Linked DNA regions of Homo sapiens: region 1 is linked to region 2. The links are chromatin loops, found by intact Hi-C in ENCODE. Cell type or tissue: heart right ventricle. All regions are shown on one strand. Each heading gives the region's core, and the rest is flanking DNA. Links, peaks and the distances in the headings are about the cores only.

The links. Hi-C counts contacts between places; a loop is a spot of excess contacts. Peaks named below come from ENCODE experiments on the same cell type or tissue, not always from the same donor. Only the 100,000 strongest peaks of a DNase experiment are listed, where the experiment ranks them.
Region 1: a loop joins it to region 2, with 2.1 times the contacts of the local background. A loop is called at or near these places in 26 of 110 quality-filtered maps.

The regions. Positions count from the first base shown.
Region 1 is chr17:78,988,334-78,998,170 of GRCh38, reverse strand. CANT1 (calcium activated nucleotidase 1) reads left to right here. Exons shown (of 5, transcript NM_001159773.2): 2 at 208-331; 3 at 527-1,179; 4 at 2,950-3,153; 5 at 4,251-6,455. The coding sequence starts at 549. The coding sequence ends at 4,621. Among named protein-coding and RNA genes, the nearest start is that of LGALS3BP, 13 kb to the right of the region's middle. In heart right ventricle, for the core only: CTCF peaks have their summits at 4,631 and 4,832 (motif pointing left); a DNase peak (open chromatin) is centred at 4,836; H3K27ac peaks cover 669 bases.
Region 2 is chr17:79,042,080-79,051,916 of GRCh38, reverse strand. It overlaps C1QTNF1 (C1q and TNF related 1), which reads right to left. Exons shown (of 4, transcript NM_030968.5): 2 at 7,794-7,962; 3 at 5,223-5,362; 4 at 2,129-4,379. The coding sequence starts at 7,948. The coding sequence ends at 3,829. Among named protein-coding and RNA genes, the nearest start is that of C1QTNF1-AS1, 19 kb to the right of the region's middle. RefSeq lists enhancers at 4,064-5,263, 7,452-7,952. In heart right ventricle, for the core only: a CTCF peak has its summit at 5,882 (motif pointing left); DNase peaks (open chromatin) are centred at 4,786, 5,120 and 5,876; H3K4me3 peaks cover 680 bases; H3K27ac peaks cover 3,222 bases.

The DNA.
Region 1 (9,837 bases), core at 576-8,575, 53 kb after region 2:
TGTATACAATACTCTAACGTCAGGTGGGGACAAGGGCCAAGGACCCAGGGACGGAGGGTGATGTCTGCAGCAGGGCAGTCAGGGAGGGCTTCCTGGATGAGGTGGCATTTGAGTAAAATACAGACCTGTACCCTGTCTATGATCCTATCCCACTTCACCCCGTCAGCCTTCCCCTCCCACCTGACTCTCCTGCGCTTCTCTCTTTAGAGGGACCACAGAGCACCAGCCTGCATGGAACTTCCTTCCTCACTCAGCTTCCCACGTTGCCAGCTGGGACAGGGGAGATGGAGTAATTTTGCTGTGGAAAGACTTCACGTCTTGCCGAATGAAAGTAAGCAAAGATACTGCTAGAGTCGGGAATCTAGAGTCGGGAATTCATTAAGCCAAGGGAGTAAGAATGGCCACAGAGTAGTGAAATACTGTTTCTTCTGGAAAAGTCAGCCTCCAGCGCCTGCAGCTTCCGGAACTAAGATGTGACTGGGCTTGCGGAGGCGCTGACTCCTCTCCTCCCTCCCTGGCTGTGCAGGTCCCGCCTGTCTGTCACGCTGATGCCCGTGCAGCTGTCTGAGCACCCGGAATGGAATGAGTCTATGCACTCCCTCCGGATCAGTGTGGGGGGCCTTCCTGTGCTGGCGTCCATGACCAAGGCCGCGGACCCCCGCTTCCGCCCCCGCTGGAAGGTGATCCTGACGTTCTTTGTGGGTGCTGCCATCCTCTGGCTGCTCTGCTCCCACCGCCCGGCCCCCGGCAGGCCCCCCACCCACAATGCACACAACTGGAGGCTCGGCCAGGCGCCCGCCAACTGGTACAATGACACCTACCCCCTGTCTCCCCCACAAAGGACACCGGCTGGGATTCGGTATCGAATCGCAGTTATCGCAGACCTGGACACAGAGTCAAGGGCCCAAGAGGAAAACACCTGGTTCAGTTACCTGAAAAAGGGCTACCTGACCCTGTCAGACAGTGGGGACAAGGTGGCCGTGGAATGGGACAAAGACCATGGGGTCCTGGAGTCCCACCTGGCGGAGAAGGGGAGAGGCATGGAGCTATCCGACCTGATTGTTTTCAATGGGAAACTCTACTCCGTGGATGACCGGACGGGGGTCGTCTACCAGATCGAAGGCAGCAAAGCCGTGCCCTGGGTGATTCTGTCCGACGGCGACGGCACCGTGGAGAAAGGTAACTGGACCCTGAGGTTTTATGGAGGTGTGGGTGGGGAGTGGGAGCTCAGGGCCTGGCTGGCAAACACAGGCACATGGTAAAGAATTCACACACCTAGAAGCCAGGGATGTGGTGAGGGAGCACGTCTCCCTCTTGCTCTGACCTGCGGCCCCCTTACCCTTAGCCAGGAGCATAGCCTACTGTCACTTCACACTGAGCAGTTTCTAGGAGGAAGAGCTTATCGCTAGAGGCCTGTGGGAGACGTGGGGAATCTCTCCAAGATGTTTTCGGCTGTATCCGCTGCTGCTCTCGGAGCCTCTGGGAACACGCCCTTTTTACACCTTCAAAGGTTCTCAAGACCACGCTAGGATGTGCCTACCAGGAGCCTTGCCCTGAAAGCCATGGGGACAGATGGTTCTCACTCAAAACCCAGACTTTGGTTTCATGTTACTGAAGGGTAAACTGCTGCCCAGCCCTCCTCTCCCTGAACCCCAGCAGGGGGAGGGCATGTGTGAGCTGTGCCAACCCCCCTGGAGTGGAGCCTGATGCCAGCCTTTTTGTTCACCAGAAAGGAGGTGCTGCTTCCACAGGGCAGGGACAGGCTTTGGGGAGGCACGGTGGCCAGTGTCTTCCTCCAGAGAGGAGCTGGGGAGGTGCCAAGGACGCTGGCAGAGGAGCTGCCAGCTCCTCTGAGCTCCGTTTGTCTGAGCTGGCGGTGGATCCCCACCTTCTAGAAAGCTAAATGCCACCGCAGGCTTTCTGAGGTCAAGGAGGAACTGCACTAAACAACGGCCCACACAGTTCATGGCCGGCCAGGCCCTCCCCACACCCGGTGATAAAATCTTCAGTGTTTGCCCAGGGCTGGGCAGGGGACGGACCTCACCTGAGGTATCAACTGAGGCGTTGGTCGCCTACTTCCTGCCTCGCACTTGTCAGGGTTTTAGGCAACCCTAGTGTAGTTCTGTCCTTCCCTTGGATAGGGAGGAAAGCGGGGTACAGGGAGCTCTGGGGTTGGGCTGTACTCAGGTCATCCGGGAGGGATGGAAGACCCTGGCATGGAGAATGTCTCATCGCACAAGCAGACCAGGAGACCGCAGGTCCCTCCAGGGCCCTGCAGAGAAGCTACTACAGTCTCGGGCAGTTCAGAGGGCACAGCTCCAGCTCTCAGGGGCAAGAAGCTGGCAAAATTTGGGGAAAGCAAACAGAAGTTAGAACACCAGGGTGTAGGGATGATAAGAATACACGGTAGAACACAGGCTCCCACACAGCCTGAACTGTGGCAGCCTTCAAAGTTAGGCTTATTTTAAATAAATCAGTTTAAAAAAAGCAAAAACAGCTTCTGAACAAATCCATTGAAAGGAAGACTGGGAGCCCCAGCACCAAGCCCCTCTCCGGCCACTGGAGTTAGAGTGATGCTCGGTGAGACCTCAGGTGTGGCCGAGGGCAGCACCCGCACTCCCCTGGGACACACGTGCCCCTTCAGAGTGCTGTCACTTTTCAGCTTTTCTAGCCTTTAAGGATAATCCTAAGGTTGGGGTTACAGCTTGAGGAGCGGGGAGTTGGGGATCAGAGGAGACTTGAGAGTGGTCACTGAACCTTCAGGAGCTGAGGGGAGGGCAGCCGGCCGGCCCTGGGCGGGAGCCAGGTGCGGGCCGGAGGGGAGGCAGGTGTGGAGCCGGGCGGGAGTCAGGTGCGGGGTCTAAGGACAGGTGCGGGGCCGGGTGGGAGCCAGGTGCAGGGGTGCGGCGGGAGCTGGGTGCGGGGCCTAAGGACACTCTGCTTGGCCAGGCTTCAAGGCCGAATGGCTGGCAGTGAAGGACGAGCGTCTGTACGTGGGCGGCCTGGGCAAGGAGTGGACGACCACTACGGGTGATGTGGTGAACGAGAACCCGGAGTGGGTGAAGGTGGTGGGCTACAAGGGCAGCGTGGACCACGAGAACTGGGTGTCCAACTACAACGCCCTGCGGGCTGCTGCCGGCATCCAGCCGCCAGGTAAGAGACGCCTGCCCCAGCCCACAGTGTGGCTTCCACAGCCCAGTCGCTGGGAACCTGCTTCCTCCTGCATTTGCCTCCAAAACCGTTTTTTATTTTAGACATAGTCTTGCTCTGTCACCCCGGTTAGAGTGCAGTGGCACGATCTCAGCTCACTGCAACCTCCACCTCCTGGGTTCAAACGATTTTTCTGCCTCAGCCTCCCCAGTAGCTGGGACTACAGGTGTGCACCACCACGCCCAGCTAATTGTATTTTTAGTGGAGACAGGGTTTCACCATGTTGCCCAGGATGGTCTCGAACTCCTGACTTCGGGTGATCTGGTGATCCACCTGCCTCGGCCTCCCAAAGTGCTGGCATTACGGGCGCGAGCCACCACACCCAGCCTCCAAGGCCGTTTCTTGCTTGATTTTAGTGATTTTGGTTGCCTCTGATGGTGGCTTCCCTCAGGCCAGTGGATTCTGGCGGCAAATGAGCTGTTTTCTCTTTCCTGCCCCACTCGCCCTGGCAGCTGGCCTCCTAGCATCCCAGCCTGTGGCCCGGTTGTCTGCACTGGTGGGTCAGGCCCTGTCCCTACCCCTGGCGCTGGGCCGTGGTGTTCCACACCAACATAGGGCCAGCAGCACTTTGGCCTCCCCCTAGTCAGGATGGAGTAGGCCTTAGGTGCCTGAGGTTCAGGAGGAAGTGACTGAGTCTGTGCCTGGGGCCCCAGACGCTGTCTCCTCTTCCTTGCAGCCTCAAGGCAGCCTCCCCGCCGATGCCTCCCCACATCCAATGGGGGTTTGTTCCCTTTCCTTGGGTTCCTCTGGATCAGCCCCGAGGAGGCTCCGATGAGCCCAAATCCCTGATGCAGCTCACAGGCAGCTCTCGGTGGAACGGGAGGAGGCTTCAAGGGAGCGGGTGCTGCAGGTTCCCTGCATGGGATAACCGAGAACACAGAACCTTCCAGAATCCTGGAGAGCAGGGAGGGGCGGGTTGCTGTGAGCTGGTGGGCCCTGGTGGTCGCAGCCCCTTGCCTGCTACTGCGCACGGCCTGATGGTGTGGGGCTGGGCACACCAGGCCGCATGCGTGTCTGACCCGCGGTCACCCGGTTCCCAGGCTACCTCATCCATGAGTCTGCCTGCTGGAGTGACACGCTGCAGCGCTGGTTCTTCCTGCCGCGCCGCGCCAGCCAGGAGCGCTACAGCGAGAAGGACGACGAGCGCAAGGGCGCCAACCTGCTGCTGAGCGCCTCCCCTGACTTCGGCGACATCGCTGTGAGCCACGTCGGGGCGGTGGTCCCCACTCACGGCTTCTCGTCCTTCAAGTTCATCCCCAACACCGACGACCAGATCATTGTGGCCCTCAAATCCGAGGAGGACAGCGGCAGAGTCGCCTCCTACATCATGGCCTTCACGCTGGACGGGCGCTTCCTGTTGCCGGAGACCAAGATCGGAAGCGTGAAATACGAAGGCATCGAGTTCATTTAACTCAAAACGGAAACACTGAGCAAGGCCATCAGGACTCAGCTTTTATAAAAACAAGAGGAGTGCACTTTTGTTTTGTTTTGTTCTTTTTGGAACTGTGCCTGGGTTGGAGGTCTGGACAGGGAGCCCAGTCCCGGGCCCCATAGTGGTGCGGGCACTGGACCCCCGGGCCCCACGGAGGCCGCGGTCTGAACTGCTTTCCATGCTGCCATCTGGTGGTGATTTCGGTCACTTCAGGCATTGACTCAAGGCCTGCCTAACTGGCTGGGTCGTTTCTTCCATCCGACCTCGTTTCTTTTCTTTCCTATGTTCTTTTGTTCAGTGAATATCCCTAGAGCTCCTACCATATGTCAGGCCCTATGCCTCACCCTGAGAACGCAGTGAGCATGAGGTGGACCTGTTTGCTGGGAACCCCAGGTCACCCCCTTTTCTTCCTACTCTGTGCCTGGAGCATCATGTCCACCCCTGCAGATCCTTGGAAAAGAAAATGTTTATGTTGCAGGGTATTGCATGGTCACGAGTGAGGGCAGGCCCCTGGGGACACATCTGCCCACAGCTGCACAGGCCAGGGCGCAGGCACATCTGTTGGTTCTCAGGCCTCAGATAAAACCATCTCCGCATCATATGGCCAGTGACCGCTTTCTCCCTTCAAGAAAATTCTGTGGCTGTGCAGTACTTTGAAGTTTTAATTATTAACCTGCTTTAATTAAAGCAGTTTCCTTTCTTATAAAGTGGAATCACCAAATCTTATCACACAGAGCACAGTCCTGTAGTTACCCAGCCCGCTCCAGCAGTGCGGGAGATTGTAAGGAAGCGGTGGCGGCTGGTGAAGCAAGTCTCACATGTCGGCGTTCTTGGCCAATGGATACAAAGATAAAGAAAATGTTGCCTTTTTCTAGGAACTGTCAGAAATCCTCATGCCTTTCAAGACTTCTGTGAATGACTTGAATTTTTTATTCCCTGCCTAGGGTCTGTGAACGAGGCCTGTCTCTTCCCTGGGGTTTCTTTCCATGGCCTTTATTTCTCCTCTTCCAGTGGGAGTTTTGCAGGCTCTTCTCTGTGGAAACTTCACGAGCGTTGGCTGGGCCTCGGCTTCGCTGGAGTGTACTCCAGGGTGAAGGCAGAGTGGGATTTGAGACCCAGGTTAGGCACGACCCAGGCTGAGAAGGGACGTTTCCATCATTCACAGTGCCCTCCCCACAGCACTACCTCACCCCGACCCCCACCCTCACTCCTACCCCACCCCGCGATCGTCAGGGGTGCCACGGTGGGCCGGAGGGTGCCGGCTCTGGCTGTCCCTGTGCCGGTCCCTCACAAACCTCTCCCCCTTTGAAACTCAAGCACAGCTGCGAGGAGGGCAGCGAGGAGGGACCCCTCTCTCATGGTTGTCTCTTTCCCCCGCTATGTCATAGGTAGTGGAGGAAGCGAAGGAAGTGAACGCTGAATGTGACGCATTTCTGAAGAGCTCAGCTGTCACCGGGCATAGCCTGGAAGCCCCAAGTCTGTTCTGACTTTGCCTGGCTGTCTCCTTGACCCGCCTCCTAGATCATTGTCCTTGATGTCCAGGCTGGGTCATTTAAAATAGAGATGCAATCAGGAAGGTTGGGGGACTTGGGACTGTGGCTGAATTGAGACCTTGCTGATGTATTCATGTCAGCACCTGAGTCACAGCCCAGGTGCCCGGAAGCAGCCTCTTCGCATAGGCAGTGATTTGCGATTACTTTAAAGCTCACCTTTTTTCTTCCCCTCTCTGTTCGCTGCTGTCAGCATAATGATTGTGTTCCTTCCCTATGGGATCCATCTGTTTTGTAAACAATAAAGCGTCTGAGGGAGTGTAGTTTTCTGTCTCCCGGTCTGTGCTGACTGTTTGCAGAGGCCTGGCCACGAGAGCGCCTGCGCAGGATGCTGGGCATGCGCACGGGAGTCGCCCGCCAGGGCATCCCATCTGGAAACTGCGTCCTCCAGTCCGCCTTGTCCCACTATCTCAAGGCGCTCCAAGAGCACGAGCGCTGTGGTCAGAAAGGTGGGGTCTGAAGCCACTGCAAGCCCGATCCTGGCTCTGTCCCCATCCAGCTGCATGTCCTTAGGCAAATGACCTAACTTTCCTGTGCTTCAGTGTCCTCGTCTGCAAAAGGATGCTCATCGCAGAGCTCATCCCGGGGCTGCAGTGAACGGTAAGTGACTGGGTACGCGCAAGGGGCTTAGAACATCACCTGACGTGTGCTGGGCACCCACGTGCCCGTTTTGTTGCTGCTCATCCCTGGGGAGCCATCTGGATGACTTGGTAAGGAGGCGCTCAGGTGAGAGGTCAGGGCTGAGCTGGTGTCTTTAGTGTGTCAGTGAGTCCACAGGAACAGACGAGGTCGCTCCAAGTGACGCATGGAAGAATCCCCATCACTGAAACCACAGGCGCCAGGGAGGCAGGCACTGGCCAAGAAAGACCTCAACTAGAGACAGGACAGGGGCGGCCAGAGAGGGACAGAAAACCGGGAGAGCGGAATCAGAAAGGGCAATTGCACCCACATCGACCCCTTACCCTTCAGACCCACTCTCCTTCCCCGCCTCCTCCGGGTCCCAGACCCAGTGAACCTCCTCAGTGCCCTCTGGGATGGCCCCTGGGGAGTCCCTGACTCTCTCTGGCACTCGCCTCTCAAGGCAGCCCCCTGGTGCCACTCCCAGTGTCTGGGCTGAGTCCCCTCCCCTGGTCTCTTCTGGCCTGGGAGTGTGACATGGGAGTGACAGCTCCACTGTTAGCAGCTCCAGATGCTACAGCGGCCCCTCGTGCCGCCCGCACGCCCTGCTGTCTCATCCGTGGTAAATGGTCCCTTCACTGAAGCCTCCTTAGATGATCTTCATTCGGGTGTCGTCTTTTCCTGCTGGGAGCCTGACCAAGACAGCGCTGCAGGGAGGCGGCCTCTGCAGAAGGACCAGCGCGGCAGCGGGGTCCCCAGAGAGACTCCATGACTGAGCAGCAAGGAGAACTGGGCGTTCTCGGCGAGGATCCACAGAACAACAGTTCCAGAAAAAGCCAGGGCGCATCGGGCCGCGGCGGGTTGGGATAAGGAACCGCATGTAAGCTCTTGACCATCTGTTTAAGAAGCTGTGACATGCGGGACTCGTGGGGCAGTGACTGCCGGCTCCACACTCATGGGTCCGGCACACAGCTCATCTGCAAATGGAAGACTCTCCAGTCACCTCAACTGGACAAAAAAACGAGATTCAGTTTCTTTCATTCCACGTGTTAATCCTGTATTCCAGTATACTTTTTTTCTTTTCTTTTTTTTATTTTGGGGGGATGGAGTCTTGCTCTGTCTCCCAGGCTGAAGTGCAGGGACACGATCTTGGCTCACTGTAACCTCCATCTCCCAGGTTCAAGCAATTCTTCTGCCTCAGCCTCCCAAGTAGCTGGGATTACAGGCGTGCGCCACCACGCCCGGCTAATTTTTGTGTTTTTAGTAGAGATGGGGTTTCTCCATATTGGCCAGGCTGGTCTCAAACTCCTGATCTCAAGTGATCCATCCGCCTTGACCTCCCAAAGCGTTGGGATTACAGGCGTGAGCCACTGCACCCAGCCATGGTACACTATTTTATTTTATTTTATTATTTTATTTTATTTTATTTATTTTATTTTATTTTATTTATTTTATTTTATTTATTTTATTTTATTTTATTTTAAGACGGAGTCTCGCTCTTTCGCCCAGGCCAGACTGCAGTGGCACTATCTCGGCTCACTGCAAGCTCCGCCTCCCGGGTTCACGCCATTCTCCTGCCTCAGCCTCACGAGTAGCTGGGACTACAGGCTCCCGCCACCGTGCCCGGCAAATTTTTTGTATTTTTAGTAGAGACGGGGTTTCACCATGTTAGCCAGTTTGGTCTCGATCTCCTGACCTTGTGATCTGCCCGCCTCGGCCTCCCAAAGTGCTGGGATTACAGGTGTGAGCCACCGCGCCCGGCCCACGGTACACTTTAAATTGATAAATCTCAAGGTAAGTTATCCCTTCATGCTGTTAAAAGAGTTAAAGCAAAAATAAAATACCGTCACACTGTGAAAACCCCTGGCCCAGATGGCTTCACTTTTGAATTGTACCAAACATGTAAGGGAGAAATAATACGAAAGCAACACAAAATCTTCCATGATTCTGGGAGTTGGGAAACTTTTCCAACTCATTTTATGAGGGCACCACTATACTGATACCAAAACCAGAAAAATACATTACAAAAAAAAAAAATACAGACCAGTATCCCTCATGAACATAGATGTAAAAATCCTGGCCAGGAGCAGTGGCTCACGCCTGTAATCCCAGCACTTTGGGAGGCCGAGGCGGGTAGATCACGAGGTCAGGAGATTGAGAGCATCCTGGCTAACACAGTGAAACCCCATCTCTACTAAAAAATACAAAAAAGTTAGCCGGGCACAGTGGCGGGCACCTGTAGTCCCAGCTACTCGGGAGGCTGAGGCAGGAGAATGGCATGAACCCAGGAGGCAGAGCTTACAGTGAGTCGAGATCGCGCCACTGCACTCCAGCCTGGGTGACAGAGCGAGACTCCGTCTCAAAAAAAAAAAATAAATAAAAATAAAAAATAAAAAAAGAATCCTTAGCACAGATTAGCAAGCCAAATTCAGCAATAATCAAAAATTAGAATGTTACCGGAAAGGGGTCTGATTCAGGTCACCAAGAGAGGGTTCTTGGAGCTCACACAAGAAATAATTCTGGGCACGTCCATAGAGTAAAGTGACAGCAAGTTTATTAAGAAAGTAGGCCAGGTGCGGTGGCTCACGCCTGTAATCCCAACACTTTGGGAGGCTGAGGCAGGCAAATCACGAGATCAGGAGTTGGAGACCAGCCTGACCACATGGTGAAACCCCATCTCTACTAAAAATATAAAAATCAGCTGGGCGTGGCGGTGCATGTCTGTAATCCCAGCTACTCAGGAGGCTGAGGCAGGAGAATCGCTTGAACCTGGGAGATGGAGGTTACAGTGAGCCGAGATCGCGCCACTGCACTCCAGCCTGTGCGATGGAGTGAGACTCCATCTCAAAAAAAAAAGTAAAGGAATAAAGAATAGCAACTCTAAAGGCAGAGTAGCTCCAGGGCTGCTGACTGTCCCTTTTTATGGTTATTTCTTGAGGATATGCTAAACAAGGGGTGGATTCTTCATGCCTCCCGTTTTTAGACCATAGAGGGTAACTTCCTCATGTTGCCATGGCATTTATCATG
Region 2 (9,837 bases), core at 940-8,939:
TAATCCAAGGTCATGAAGATGTATGCCTGGGCTTTCTTCTAAGAATTTTGTAGTTTTGGCTCTAATATTTAGGCCTTTGATCCAAGGCCTAATTTTCGTATATGGTGTGAGGTAGGGGCCCAACTCCATTCTTTTGCATGTTGGGACATCGATATCTTGCATTATTTATTATTTTCTGTTACATTCTATTTTTTTTTAATAATCTGGGCAACAATGTCTCATCTTATGCTAGTCATTATGGCCCAATAAAATCAGCTTGCCATCACGCCACTGCGTTCCCATAGTGGACCTTACAGAAAATTATCATTGAGGACTAGTGTGGGCCATGACCTCCTCATCCCCATCCCTGGCTACAAAAGCTCCTGAAAGTCCTAACATAGGCAGTTATTTCGTTGGGCTGAGTCATCAGCCATTACTAAGTCCTTTTGCTAAAACACTGATATTTGTATTGCAACTGAGTTTTCTAGACCCTTTAGTGAGATGGCTAGCCAATTTCTCACCAGCTTGGGACAGGAAACCGGGAGAGGATCCCGTCAAGATCAACTGCTTGGGGAGGCATCAGGTGGAGCAGATCACTTGGTACCAAGCGTGCAGCTCTTCTGAGAAGGCTGACCTCTGTCAGACGGCAGTCGAAACCCTGGGAAAGTCCTCAGGAAGGCAAGGACCATATCTTATCTGTCCTTATGCCTCCAGTGCCTAGCACACGATCTGCCACAAAGCAGGAGCAAGGGAAATATTTGGAGGAAGAATGGGTGGAGCATAAATGCCAGCCTGAAAATATTGGGGGTGGGGAAACCCCAAAGATAGAGGGATGTTAAAAGGAGCATGGAGCGGACTGGAGCAGACCCTGCCTCTTTTCCCATGGGAATTTGGCCAGCAGAGAAACAGGTATTATATGGTCCACGTGACTCCGTCTCCAGAGAGGGTTGTCATTGGGCACCTGTATGAAGCTGGCTGGTTCCCTCCAGGCACCTCTGGGAAGGGCACTTAGCCCTTGCTCCCCACTGCCTGGGAAGCACATCCTCTGCTGAGTGGCCTGAACTCCGCGGAGGTAGGAGCCTGCTCCTTCTCCCGTACAGAGCAGGATTGCAGGGTCCCCTTGATCCAGTCTGGCTCTAGCACAAGGCCAAGCATGAACACATGGCCTCACCCCAGGAGCGGGCAGAGGAAGGAGATCAGCTGTTTGCAGCCTGCTGGCACCAGAGAGAGCAAGGTAGCTTCTGTGCTCCCCGCTGGCAGCTGGATGCAGTGCCTGGCTGTTAACCCAGTTGGCAAGCGATGGAGAGAAGAAGGAACATCTGCTCTGCACCACTGGAGAACAGAGGGGGCTGCTGATGGGTGTATTCAAGCTGCAAGCCATGGTAGAGGTTGAACTGTATCCCCCAAAAAAAGATATGTCCAAGTCCTCACCTCTGCTATCTGTGAATGTCACCTTATTTGGAAATAGTCTTTGCAGACGTAATTAAGTTAGGATCTAGAGAGAAGACCATCCTGGATTTACAGTGGGCCCTAAATATTTACCTGATTCTCTAAATCCAGCAACAGGTGTTATAGTAAGGGAAGGGAGAGGAAGATTTGAGACACACGGAGGGGAAGGCCACATGAAGACGGAAGCAGAACCTGAGGAGATGCAGCCGCAAGCCAAGGAGTGCCTGGGGCTACCAATAGCTGGAAGGGGCAGGAAGGACCCTCCGCTAGAGGCTTATGCCACCCACGCCCCAACCCCAGTTTCCACGGCAGCCCTAGGAAAGGAATAGTGTCCAGGCTGCAGAGCCATGGCCAAGCTGCTACCTCCACAGTTTCTCTCCCTCCCGGGGGACAGTGCGGTCCTGCTCAGGAGATCAAGCCCCTGCCTCCCACCCACCTCTCACAAGTCCCCAGACCCACCCAGGCCCCAGGCGCCCGACTCAGGCACACGTTCAGCTGCAGCTGAGACACGCTGTCGCTGCCCCACCCATGGGAGGCTGCACCCCCTGGAGGAGCGAGGCAACTCAGGGTCCAGCATGCACCTGCTGGGTACCAATGTCCCCAGGTATGAAGCTGAGGGCCTCCCAGGCAGGAGTGGGCCTTGGGTGGAGAGGAGAAGACGAAAAGGATTCAGTTTAATGAGCAAACTGACGAGGCAGGATGCTGAAAACACAATTCTGAGTTTAATGTTTTCTGGAAAGAGCTGGGGGAGCTTAAGCAGCGAGTGTGGCGCTCTGCTTCCGGGCACGCCCACAGCAACTCGGCTTCAGAGTCTGACCCGCAGAAGTTCTTTAAAGAGAGGGACTTAGGGACCCCAGATCCCGGCAGCCAGGCCCAGAGAGGGAAGCAGGATTAGTCAAAACCAGGTGGGGGATGGGGGGAAGGAAGAGAGGCAGCGGGGGTTTGGGGGCCCAGCGGGTAGCAAGAGTGACCCTGGGCATCAACATGGGGTGAGGTGGAGAGGGGCTATGGGGTTCCTGGAGATCAGAGTCTGGGGTGGCCATGGGCAGGGCGAGAGCACCGTGGAGACACCGCAACCCTGCTCCAGCTGGTCCTGCAATTGCCACAGGGGCTATTGCCTCTCCTGCCACCCAGCTCCTGAGAGTGAATCCTGACACGGGTGATTGGGACGTGTACTTCCTCTTGACTCTGGTCTCAGGACTGAGGCTCACAGGAGCCTGAGAAACAGACAAGCGGGAGCTTTCTAGCCCCTTCCAGCTCTCCCCTGCTCTGAAGCCTAGAAAAAGCCCCTCTCAGGCTACTGGTCAGAGGCCTGGATGAGGGCAGTGGGGGCAGAAGGGGTCTGGATCAGCCTTGCTGCCAACCAACACAACACACGTGGAAGCGGTGATGCTTAGCCCACGAGGAGATGGGAGACTGCAGTGCTGCTTGAGGTGTTTTATAAAAAACAGAAGCCAAGGCCCCGGGGCCTTCTGGGGCTGATTTGTGTGGGAGGCGGCACAGAAAGCCGATGCCAGGGTGGCAGGCATGGAGACCACCCCCCAGGGCTCTGGGGTGGCACAGGGGTGGAGCAGAGCCACACATGGATGTACCAGGAGCTCTGCCCCTCATAGAAACATCTGCAGGCCTGGGGGACCCAGGGGTCCCTGGCCACTGTCAGGAGCCCTTCGGCTGCTTCTACCAACCTGGAGCCAAGGCAGGGGGCTCAGCTGTCCCTCTGGGAGGCTGACGCCTGGGGCCCCAGCCCCCATCACCTCGCAGCTGTGACTCAGAAAGACCAGCAGAGCCCTTGGGCAAGGCCACAGGGATGTCAGGGTCCACCTATCCCTCAAGAAAGTTCCTACGTGGCTTAAAAGAATTAAGCCAGAGGTAGTTTCCTGCCCCCGGCCCCTCCCCTGACCCCAGAGCTTTAACTTTGGATCTTCTCTTAAGCAGAGTCTCAACTGAAAAGGCCTCTCTCTTGGGAGCCAGCAGGCTGGCTGGAAAGACAAAAATAACAACCCTTTTCTTTGTCCTCCACGGTTTACTTTGCTCCTTTTGAGACCTTTAGAATTTGCCTAATTATTTCCAAGGACTGGAGCCGCGGTGCCGCACCCTGGGACGCCCTGCCGCCACCCGCGTCTCGCCGTGCGGGGTCACTTGAGGATGTGTGCAGAGAGGGCCGCGGAAGGTCCCAGAGGGTTCTCGCGGGTGCCCCGCCCTGGTGATTTCATCTGCCGTCAGCTCTCTCCAGAGGCTGCGGGATCTGGGAGCACCGATCGCTTTGGCTTTCTGTGTGTGCAGGGCGTCTCACTGAATGCCAAAGCCAGGGAGTCGGAGTCCAGGGATCGGGGAAGAGGCGGTGGGGTCAGCACAGCGCAGGGGTGGAAGGTGGCGAGAGGAAAGGAGGTGGCCGGCCAGCTAGGGCTCGGTGGCGTGCTTGACCAGGTAGCCACTGAAGGTGATGTAGGTGTCCAGCTCCTCGCTGAAGATGGCGTTCTCACGTTCGCCCTTGTAGAGGCGTACCCACACCTGGTCCTGCTCTCGCAGCTCCAGCATCAGGCTCTGGCTTTGCATGATGCTGCGGTCGCCCACCTGCGCGAACAAGATCACCACCTCCTCCTCGTTCTTCATGATGTGCAGGTAGGTCTCCTTCTGGTTCCAGGTGTGCACGTTGAGGCTGAAGAAGTAGAGGCCGGGCACGTAGCAGTAGAACTTGCCGGTGAACATGTTGAAGTGGTCGTAGAGGTTCACGAACTCCGTGTCGAAGATCACCGTCTGGTAGTAGTGGTTGCTGTGCATGGGCTTCTTCCGGCCCACCGAAAAGGCGGCGTAGTGGCTCTTGCACCGCTCCCCAGGGGCCCCCATGGAGCCCTTCTGCCCTTTGGGTCCAGTGTGGCCCCTGGCCCCTGCTGAGCCTGTTTTGCCATATTTCCCTTGGAGGCCTCGATCTCCGCGGTCACCCTTCTCCCCTAAAAGGGATGGGAAAACGCGTGCTGTTAATGGAGCAATCCGGTAGTGTCCTGAGCCTTGGCTGCTCACTCTCCGGTCCCTGGCGCTGTCCTGATTCGTCCTCACAGCCCTGACCTGGCAGAAGCTTCACTCCTGCCCCCAGCCCCCTGCCACGGGCGGCGTCCCAGCCTGGCACAGAGGTATTGTGATTCCCAAAATGGCCAAGCAAACAGACTCAACCTCAAGGATGGTTCTATTTTCGCCCAGAAGCAATAATTTTTTTTTCCTTCTGGAAAGCCCTGGTAAAAAAAAAAAAAAAGAAAAGAAAAAAAAGAAAATGGAACATACGGGTTCGTCCAAAAGCAATGGGCTCTGCGGCCAGACCGACGGCTCGCTCTGAGCAAATGAACTCCAGATGTCGGGGCCAGCTGGGGATCTAGGCTGCAAGTGTTTCCAGTTCGATTTCACGGGGCTGTGCAGGGTTATCTGCCGTGTGCAGGACCGGAGCGAGCAGGTGGCATTTCAGAAAGCAGGCTGGGGGACCAAGCCCCAAAGCAAAGGGCCTAGAAGCCTGGCGTCCACATACAACTGGAGGGACGAGACCCCGAGTAGCCTCTGGGCTCCCTCTCCTGCTCTTGGTCCTGTGGGCCCCTTTCCAACCCCTCCTCTTGGAGAGGGGCCAGAGCCTCAAAATCAGAATTTCCTGTGCCTTCCCCTCTAGATGACAGCCTGCCTGCCTCTGCTCCCTGTCCCGAGGGAGCCATTCTGCTCTCGCCTAGCCCCACCCTAACGACTCCATCCCTTCCTCCGGATCAGCACAGAGCAGCCCGGCCACCCCGTGCTTGTCTTTGCAGCCATCTGACCTTTCAAGATAGTGATGTTGATCTGGGGCACGGCGGTCGCCGGGTACATGGAGGTACCGGGGTCACAGCAGCGCAAGCACCGGGAAGCAGGGAGCCCCTGGTCCTGACTGGGCCTGTATTTTTCATGTTGTTCTTCAGCCCTGAGGGAATAAAGAATCACAGTGAAAGTCAGCCACTCTCAGGCCTGGAAACGCTGCTCTCTCCTGCTGCCAGTGGTTCTGGCATGCCTGACCTGCCTTCTCACTCTCTCACCTGGACCCACAAGGCTCTGTGTTCACGCTGGTGGGCTCACGGCCCACTCTGGGATCCTCACTACCGAACGAGCCCCCTGCCCTCTGTTAAAGGCAATGACAGTCCTGGAAACACACGCAGCGATCAATTGAGTGCCACGCAAGATGGGGGCTGCTCGGGAGAAATCCACACTTCTAAGAGAGGGTCTTTGGGTGACACAAGACAATGCCGGGACTCCCTATCGTATATCCGTGATGCTAGAAAATAACATATGAAGCTGACTCGTCTGCAAATAAGAAGGTTCAACTGGATCTTTAGGATTCCCCTCAGCTGTAGCCGCTGGAGAGACTCTTATGTTTCCAACCTGATTGGAAGGACAAGCCCGCAGGCAGGATGGACGGCGGCGGCTCCTGGCTGCCACCTCGCGGCCCCTCATGGCATCACATGTGCTCTGGCTTGTGGCTCTTCTTGCCCAGGCTGTAGAGCTGCGCAGACCCACGGGGGCAGCAAAGTCCCCCTGGATGGGCCAGCTCCTCATCTAATGCTGCTCCCACTTCTGCACCCCAGACTATCCAGGAAACGGATCTCTGTGCCCTAAGTTCAGCTACCCATAAGCCCAGGACTCCCAGATGGACATCTCACCCCTACCTCTCTCCTAAGCCCCAGACCTTGACTTCAAACTTCTCACCAGAAGTCTCCATCTGGAGATGCAACAGGCCCCACAGATGTCATGTATGCAAAACCGAAACCCCTGTCCCCATCCCTTCGCCCCTGGAATCTTCTCTTTCTGAGCTCTGTTCCTGGCATCAACAGCGGGTGCCCAGGGTGGAGCCTTCGGCATCACCCCCGACTCCCTCCGCCAACCCCCTGGCACAACTTTCAGCAGAGTCCTGGGCTCCCAGCCAAAAGGCACCTCCAGAACTGAGCCCAGGGCCCTCATCATCTCTGATGCACCCCTGCCATTTCGACTCTCACTTGGAATCTGCCCCTCCCCGCACCAGCTCATCCTCTCTGCTGCCTCCCTCTGGCATTCTTCCGAGAACACCGTCCAATTCAAGCTTTCCCATGATTCCTCTTGTTCTTTGTAGGATTGAGTTCAGGTGAGACCCTCCCCAACTAGACCCAGCTGCCTCCAGGCTCAACTGCCCTACTGTCCTCCAGCCTCCAGCCTCCAGCACTGGGTCTCACCATCCCAAACCACCCACCAGCCCAACAAACACCACCAGCCATGCCTTTGCACACCCCATTCTGGCTACCAGGTAGCTTTCCCCTCCTTCTGCACCTGGGAGGCCCGCAGGTGTCCTTCAAGACCTAGTTCACTCCTTTCAGTCTTCCTGGGACCCGCTCCTCCCTCTCCTGGCCCTGCCTCCAGCGTCATGGGTACACCCCTACTACAAAGCCCACCACGCTGCCCTGTCTCTCATGTGTCTATCTCCCTCTCGGCCTCAGAGCTCCTGGAGGCCAGGACTGTGCCACTCATGTGTCCCCCCGTGCCTGGGGGATGGCCTGACTGATAGGAGGGGCTCAATCAAAGAAAGAGGAGGGAGAGGAAGAAAGAACGGAATGATGTGACTCAACCTCAAATCCTGTCCAATCCCATCGTACACTGAAGTTAGTCTGAAGCCTCAAGTATCAAGTCAGCCCAACGCTCAAAATAATGAAGAGACTCCAAGCCAGGCTTGAGCTGTCGCCGGGTCTCCAGGACCTCACTCTGGGTACATGGCAGTTGGATGAAGCACTCGGCTTCCCTAGGAAATGTCCCAGGTCGGCTGGAGTCTCTCTGTCATTGCAGGTCGTAGACACGAAGGCCATCCAGAGTCCTTCACAACCTTTCAAGGGAAGCCGACACTTGGCCCACCCAGTCTCCGCTGTCCTCTCCTGTCCTGCAGTGTGATAAGACGCGTGGGCCATGGACACCAGCTCTTGGTCCAGCATCTCTCCTAAGGCCATGCTCCACTTCTCCCTGCCTCCAAGTGGTGCCTAGGTCCCCAGCAGATATTCTCAGCGGACAAAGTGAGAATGGAAAGACAAACTGGAGGGCAGGTTGGGAGCTTGGTCTGCTCTTAAGGAGGCAGCTGCAAAGCCACTTGCAGACCCCACTCCTTTAGGCTCGTGGTGAGGCTGGATCACTGTCCGCAGTTTCAGGTGAGGTGCCCAAGCCACTGAAAGGAGGAATCGCTCGTCTGTCCTGCAGGACCAGCCTCCAGCAGGGCCACGGCTCAGCTTCAGCTTTCTTGCCTTCACATCTCACAGTGAACTAGCTCCCCCAGGGGCCCCAAGGCCCAGGCTCAGCCTGGCCAGAGCCAGAGCTCCTGCTATTACACCCTCGTGGCCCCTCACCTCTCGGCATGGTCCGGAGGCGACGGCAGCTCCTCAGTCCCCTCCCACTCCTGCTGTTCCCCCTGGACATGGGGCACACGACTCAGGACCAGGCCAGAGGCAAAGGCAAGGAGCAGGCAGTACGCCAGCAAGAGTCCCTGTCCACGGGAGCCCATCTTCCTGCCGGGCCCTGGTGGGAAAGAAACACACAGGGAAGGCACCGAGTTAGGAAGGAGCTGCACAGAGAAACAGCCTGAAAATTGGGGAGAGAAACAGCCTGGAAATCGGAGGTGCTTCCCCAGCCTCACGCCACTGGGAAATGCTGCAGTTACACAGCTTCTGGGAGGACAATCACTCTCACACACCCATGCATGCATACACGCACTCACGACGCACTCACGTGCACACACGCACATGCACACACATTCACATACATGCAACCCCCACACATGCACACACTCAACACACATGCAATCCACACATGCACACACAGTCACATACACTCACATGCAACCCACACATTCACATGCACCCAACACACATGCAATCCACACACATGTAATCCACACACATGTACACACAATACACATGCACAGTCTCAACAATGAAACCTACACACATGCATACATATACCCACATCACATGCACACTCATGCAATCCACGCACCCATATGCACACTCTTAACACACATGGAATCCACACGCTCACATGCACACAGTCAACACACATACACTCACACTCACATGCACATACATGCACATACACAGTCCACACACATGCACTCACACATGCAATCCACATGCTCACATGCACTCAACACACATGCACAACTCACATGCACACATACCCAAATCACATGCACACTCTCAACACACATGCACACACATGCATACATATACCCATATCACATGCACACAGATTCACACACACATGCAATCCACACACATGCACACTTTTACATGCACTCACACACATATACCATCACATGCACTCACATGCAATCCAACATGCACACACATTCACATACATGCAATCCATGCACACATGCACACACATACACACATGCAACCCACACACACATGCAACCCACACATGCACACACATTCATATACATGCAATCCACACACATGCACATTCGCATACATGCAATCCACACATGCACACTTTCAACACACGTGCACACATTAACATGCACACATATACCCACATCACATGCACACTCACGTGCACGCCCGCATACTCTCAACACATTCACATGCATGCACATCCACTCATGCACACATGCGCTCACATGTACACACACCTTCACATGTGCGCACACACTCTGCCCCCAGAGCCTCAGCCAGTCAGGCTGGTGTTGAGGGGTTGCTGAGCAAGGTGCTGTCTCTGCCCACCCAGCCTCTCGGGAAGGAGAGTCCATCAGCCGCTGGCCCCACAGACAATTGTATACCACCCCTCTTAGGACAGTAAGAAAAATCCCAAGCAAGCTTTGAATGATCATCATCCCTTAACTCAAAGCAAAGCTGGCTCAATGACCAGGTCCTTCACCGGTGGGTAGGTGGGTAGGAAGGTGGCTGCAAGCTGCTTTCTGGCCACCAGGCGGCGCATCAGCAGGTGTCCTTGGCATCTACTTTAGGGATGTGCCAAGCCCAGCCCCACAGAGCAGTCATCCTTCCAGGAAGCCAACCCCACGTCTCACTCCCAGAGCTTTTGGCAAAAGCTTGGGGCAGGACCCCCTCCATCCAGTATTGGGACAGTCCTTCTAGAAAGGGGTGCTCACGGAGGTGGGGAGTCCAGGGAGCCCGCGAGGGGCGGCACTTGGGCCCACATTAGGCGAACGCCCACCTGCCACCCTGTGAGCGGCTTGCTCCCCTCGCCCAGGAATCTGGCATCAGGAGTCGCAGGCCCAGCCGTTTCAGGTGGGCCGAAAACCTCCCCACCGAGGGGCACAGCGACTGTGGTCAACTCTAACCCCTCTTTGTTCACCAAAATGTAAAACTCGAAATGTCGCAGGCCCCGTGGGAACACCTCATTCAACACACAGCCGCCCAGTGAGAAGGTGGG